Regions from separate parts of the Homo sapiens genome. Here region 2 is linked to region 1. The links are chromatin loops, found by intact Hi-C in ENCODE. Cell type or tissue: heart left ventricle. All regions are shown on one strand. Links, peaks and the distances in the headings refer to the core of each region. The heading gives the core; the rest is flanking DNA. Region 1 overlaps MSI2 (musashi RNA binding protein 2). Region 2 overlaps MSI2 (musashi RNA binding protein 2).

What was found. Hi-C counts contacts between places; a loop is a spot of excess contacts. Peaks named below come from ENCODE experiments on the same cell type or tissue, not always from the same donor. Only the 100,000 strongest peaks of a DNase experiment are listed, where the experiment ranks them.
Region 2: it touches region 1 in a loop (1.8-fold over the local background); 1 of 110 quality-filtered maps calls a loop at or near these places.

Annotation. Positions count from the first base shown.
Region 1 is chr17:57,573,040-57,575,945 of GRCh38, forward strand. The region is part of intron 7 of MSI2 (musashi RNA binding protein 2); the gene reads left to right. It overlaps LOC107984993 (a long non-coding RNA gene), which reads left to right. Exons shown (of 2, transcript XR_001752947.3): 2 at 1-1,789. Among named protein-coding and RNA genes, the nearest start is that of MSI2-AS1, 34 kb to the right of the region's middle. In heart left ventricle, for the core only: no CTCF peak of the experiment used is centred there; a DNase peak (open chromatin) is centred at 1,140; H3K27ac peaks cover 1,145 bases.
Region 2 is chr17:57,471,861-57,474,766 of GRCh38, forward strand. The region is part of intron 6 of MSI2 (musashi RNA binding protein 2); the gene reads left to right. Among named protein-coding and RNA genes, the nearest start is that of MSI2-AS1, 140 kb to the right of the region's middle. RefSeq lists enhancers at 1-85, 86-949. In heart left ventricle, for the core only: no CTCF peak of the experiment used is centred there; a DNase peak (open chromatin) is centred at 1,669; H3K4me3 peaks cover 299 bases; H3K27ac peaks cover 1,265 bases.

The sequences.
Region 1 (2,906 bases), core at 185-2,684:
CCCCTCGTAGAGTCCAGATGCACATGTCCAATGGGAAGGCGAGGGCAGTCTCCTAGAATGCCTCTGTGGTGGGCGGTACGGTGTTCATGGGGACCACTTGTCAGTGTCTGCCCTTATTTGTCAGCATTGGTTACTAGTTATTGTAAAGATATTGCCTTACATTTATATTTCCCAAATGCATTGATCCCTATAATGACCTTGAAAAGCAATAATAGCGTTATAATAATATGTAATAATAGTATTAATGACCAGCAACTTCTGCTTATTGATCCCTTAGGATGTGTCGTGCTCTGTGCCAAGTGCCCTCCTACATTATCACTCATTAATAAACCAGGTGGGGAGGCTGTTACTGGGATTTCCATTTTTCAGATTCATTCATTCATTTGACAAATTTTTATTGAGAATAAGTTCTAGGCACAGGGAATTCAGCAGTGAACCACCCAGGCTGAAATCTCTGCCCTCAATGAGGAAGCTGAGCCTGTTGAGGTCACCTGAGTTGCTCAGGGTGATAGAGCCCATAGAGTGAGGCTGGGGATCAACCCCCATCACTCCAGACCTGCTGAGTTCCTGGGCCACCACATTTATCAGCAAGGATAACCGACCAGCCATTGGCCTCTATTATATGGCAGCTTATCCAGGGCTGTGTTAACACTAAGCCTTCCATTTATTTTGGTTGATCTTCCAGGGGCTGATGGAGGAGTGACAGGCTTTAGGGACAGACAGACCTGGGCTTACATCCCAGCTCAGCGACTCCCTGATGGAAGGAGGGCATGGACAGTGACTTGACTTTGCTGAGCATCTGATTCCTCATTTGTCTAACTGGGATAACATTACTTGCCTTGAGGGCGAGGGCAGGCTAGAAGGATTAGATATCATCATATGAAGGGGTTGAGTAGGACTTATAAGCCAAGTACGTGGTGGTGGTTGTGACGATAATGATGACAACCTAATAAGAAGGAAAAGCCAGGCGGGGAAAGGAATATGGCTCATCCTAGAGGAGAACAAGTCAGGAGGTAGCTCTACCCCTCCCTCCCTGGGCTAGGATTTGTCAGTCCCAGGTTGGGAAAGGAACTCCAGCCCCTGCACATCTGTGTCTCCCCAGCCCCACCCCTCATATCCTCCATCCTAGCCCCAGCAATGCCGCTGCTCCTCTGGGGAAAGCTAATGGCCAAGGCATTACTTAACTCCTGGCTTTTCTCCAGCCTTTGCTGAGGCCTCCACCACTGCCAGCTTCTCTCTCGTCACTATTTGGTTATGTTCCTTTACAAGCCAATGAAATAAAATAAGAAAGTCCATTATACCTCTGGTTGGCAGAAAACCAGGAGCTAAGAACCAGAGTGCAAAGGCCCTCATGAGTCTGTAGCACAGGCCATTGGATGGGGATGTCTTCCTTCAGAAGGATGGTGCATGGGCGGGGCAGGGCGGAGAAGCCAGCCCATGGGCCAGTCCACAGAGCCCAGGTCAAGGATGCAATTCTGGGTCCTGTGTCCCCATGGTTGAGCCTCTGGTGGCCACCCCCAGTCTCTCCTAGAAGGTTTCCAGCCTGGATGTGTCAGGCTGGCATGTGTGCCAGGCTGGATGTGTCATATGGGGCACAGCCTTTAGGCGCAGCAGTAGGTGACCCTTTGTAGGGCAAGGGTCTCTCTCTGAGTGTGGGTTCTGTCCTAGCTTTTGCCATCTATCTTCTACCAACTACTGTGGAGCTTCGGTTTCATCAGTCTTAAGAGATGAGCAGGACAGATGGCTCTGCCAGCCTTCAAAGACACAAATTCTGCATTCTCTCTCTCTCTTTTTTTTTTTTTTTTTTTTGAGACGGAGTCTCGCTCTGTCGCCCAGGCTGGAGTGCAGTGGCACGATCTCAGCTCACTGCAAGCTCCGCCTCCCGGGTTCACGCCATTCTGCTGCCTCAGCCTCCCAAGCAGCTGGGACTGCAGGTGCCCACCACCACGCCCGGCTAATTTTTTGTGTTTTTAGTAGAGATGGGGTTTCACTGTGTTAGCCAGGATGGTCTCAATCTCCTGACCTCGTGATCCGCCCACCTTGGCCTCCCAAAGTGCTGGAATTACAGGCGTGAGCCACTGTGCCCGGCCGCATTCTCTTTTTTAACTCCCTCCCCCCGCCACCCCCCGGCTGGAGCAGATCCCTGTTCTGGCTGGTCCCATCCCCTCCACAAGCAGCCCATGGACACTGAAGCTTATTCCTGGAGAGAAAGTGATTGGGAGATCCAGGGTTTTGCCTGGCTTATAGTTTCTGTGGCATCATTTGCCCTAGATGCTCAAACGTCCTATCTTGTCGGTGGAAGTGGCAAAACCACATTTGACACCGCTCTAGGTGGCGGCTCAATGGGAGTGGAGTGCTGCGCATCTCCTGTTTGACCTTTCAGTCGCTGCATGGCTCTTCCAAGCTGCCGCAGCCTGGAGAAATGTGAACTTTCACCAAAGCCTTTGCAAATGAGCTTTTCCAGACAAGGCAGATGGCTTTGTTTGGCCAGGCCTGAGGACCCCGGGATTGACTTCCTTTCTGCTCTTTCTTCTCACTGTCCTCTTACTCCCCTGCACCTCAGACCTTCAGCTAAGCAGATTCCACTCCCCCTGGCCCAGGCTCTGGGTAGAAATTGGAAAAGGAGCCGGGCGCGGTGGCTCAGGCCTGTAATCCCAGCACTTTGGGAGGCTGAGGCGGGTGGATCACGAGGTCAGGAGATCGAGACCATCCTGGCTAACACGGTGAAACCCCGCCTCTATTAAAAATACAAAAAATTAGCCGGGCCTGGTGGCAGGCGCCTGTAGTCCCAGCTACTCGGGAGGCTGAGGCAGGAGAATGGCGTGAATCCAGGAGGCGGAGCTTGCAGTGAGCCAAGATTGTGCCACTGCACTCCAGCCTGGGCGACAGAGCGAGACTCCGTCTCA
Region 2 (2,906 bases), core at 286-2,785, 100 kb before region 1:
ATCTGGAGGAGAGGAGAGGAGAGGGGAGGGGAGGGGAAGAGAGGGGAAATGTCTTCAGCTACAAAATGCCTGGCTCCTTTCTCACTCAGAGGCTTCCTGCCTGAGGAGCTTGTCCTCTAGATTTTGAGGAGCAGAGGGGCTGAGGACGGCAGAGCTGAGATGCAGCTTCTCTCTTGCTGTGGGTGGGCGTGCCCTTGCTGACACAGGGGGCGAGGGTGAGAGGCTCAGCAGGGTGTTGGAGTTGCTGCCGGTTCCTGCCTGTGAGTGGGCCTTGCTTTAAGCAAGGTTGAGAGCCGAAATAATGGATGCCTATGAAAGACAAATTAGGAGGGGATTATCATCTCACAAAAGAAGGCTTCTAAAGTCAACTCACGAACACTCAGAGTGAGAGCTGGTTCATGGACTGCCTGGCAGGCACACCTATGCTCAGTCCAGGGACCGGCCTCCTTGTGGCAGGGGGCAGGGCGAGCTCAGGGGCTGTGGCCCTGCCTGCTTTCCCTAAGGGCTCTTCTGGGGAGGAGCCCTGCAGATCAGATCCCCTTAGTGAAGGAGTAGTGACTGGGGGGTCCCAGAAGACAAAAAACCTAGCCATAGTAGGCAGGGGGAGGGGCAATGCCTTCTGACCCCTAATTGAAGGTGATGGGAAGGGAGGGGGCCAGTGTCCTAGAGACTGGGGACTTCCTTTGGGGCCAACCCCATCTGGGCTCGAATCCTAGCTCTGCTGCCAACTGGCCTCATGACCTTGAGCAAGCCCCTTAATGTTTCTGAGCTTTATTTTGCTCATCTGTAATATGGGGATGATACTAGTGGTAATAATAATAGCTGTTGTTATTGCGTTGCTGTGCGCTGTGTGAAACACTCAGCGTGGATCCTGGTACGTCGTAAACACTATGTGGTGGTGGCTGTTGTTATTTGTCCCGTCACACGGAGCTACCTTCTACCCTGCAGCAAGTTCTGCTTTCCTGAACCTTTTCCCTACTCACAGGGCACACTATCCATCATTGAGTTTTCCCAACAAGCCACTTTTCTTTTCTTTCTTTTTTTTTTTTTGGATGGAGCCTTGCTCTTGTCGCCCAGGCTGGAGTGCAATGGTGTCATCTCGGCTCACTGCAACCTCTGCCTCCCGGGTTCAAGTGATTCCCCTGCCTCAGCCTCCTGAGTAGCTGGGATTACAGGCGCCTGACACCATGTCTAGCTAATTTTTGTACTTTTAGTAGAGACGGGGTTTCACCATGTTGGCCAGGCTGGTCTTGAACTTCTGACCTCAGGTGATCTGCCCGCCTCAGCCTCCCAAAGTGGGATTGCTGGCGTGAGCCACCGCGCCTGGCCTTCCACTTTTCTTTAAATGTCCTTTGAAGCTAACAGGCGGATCACCTTCCCTCCCAGAAGCTCGGGGCTGCCTGCTTGGGGATTTGCCCATGTATTTTGTCTGTAATGCATAATATATATGCGTGTGTGAGTATGTGTGCATAGGTCCCCCCACACGGATGTATATATAACTCATTCCCCAAAGAGAGATTTATTTCAAGGCACAAATGCTTCTAGTTAGCTTCTGTGTGGATCTGATCCAGCCCAGAGCCTTTGCCATGAGTAGAATTCATTGACGGCAAAAAGAAATGAAAACAAACATTCCCTGACATGGGGCATTTCCGTCGGGGGGCCTCTGGGAATTCTCCTCCTCTATTAAAATATCTACCAAATTGGACAGAGAAACTTGGCAGCCACAGCCTGAGCTACTTAATTGTTTCTGTGGGGAGGGTATGGGCAGAAGCTATGCACTGGCCTCTCTTCCGGAACCTTCCTCTCACCACTGAAGTGCAGGAGGATGGGGCTCTTCGAGAACAGAGGATGTTTGGTTGCCCCTGGAATCCAGCTACTACCCACCTTGTCTGGACAGGTGCCGAGGGATGGTGAGGGGAGAGTGCCTGCTCCCTGACCCTCTGCAAGCAGCTCTTTGTAAAGTTTGCAGGGGAAGGTGGCCAGTGGCTGGGAACTCACATTCCTGAGATGGTCTGCAGCCTTCCGCTTAGCCCCAGCAGACTGAATATGAATGTGGTTTTGATCACAACCAGCTGATGGGAGCTGACCCAGACTTATTATGATTTTGCTGTTTTTTTCGGTTTTGTTTTTCCTTCTCCCTCCTCTTCTTTATGGGGAAGATGTTTCTTGAATGAATTTGCTTCAGGGGACAGAGTTCAGGACGGAGGCAGATGAGGGGATATAGGAACTCTCACGCGAAGTTGGGGGTATTTGCTGATCTGCAGCACCCAGGGCTTTTTCCTCCCTCTCTCCTCTTAAAAATGGGCCACCGGTACTGTTTCCTGGGGCCTCTAGATGTGCACTGGTATTCATAGCAGTTGGGTCTAGACGTGCTCATTTATTCAGCATCTCATTTAATCCTTCTGCAAGGTAGTTATAATAATTTTCATTGTACCCATCTGGAAGCTGAGTCCCGGTGAAGTCGAACATCCCCCACAAAATGACAGAGCTTGTAAGTGGCAGAGCTGTTCAACTCATGCAGACCAGGCTCCAAGCCAGGGCTCCTCCACCTCAGCACTACTGACGTTGGGGGCCAGATGATTCTTTGTCGTGGGCACTGTCCTGTGCATTGTAGGAAGTTGCGCAGCATCTCTGGCCTTTACTCACTACCTGCCAATAGCATCCCCCACCCCCAGTCATGACAATCAAAAATGTCTTCAGACATTGCCAAGGTCCCCTGGAAAGCAAAATTGCCCCTGGTTGAGAATCACTACCTGAAACCTAAGTCCTTTCTTCTGCCCAGTGCCTGCCCCATGCTGTTACTCTTTGTGGGAATATGACTTTGTGTACTGTTTTTTTGTTGTTTTTTTGTTTTTGTTTTTGTTTTTGTTTTTGTTTGGAGACAGTCTTGCTCTGTCTTCCAGGCT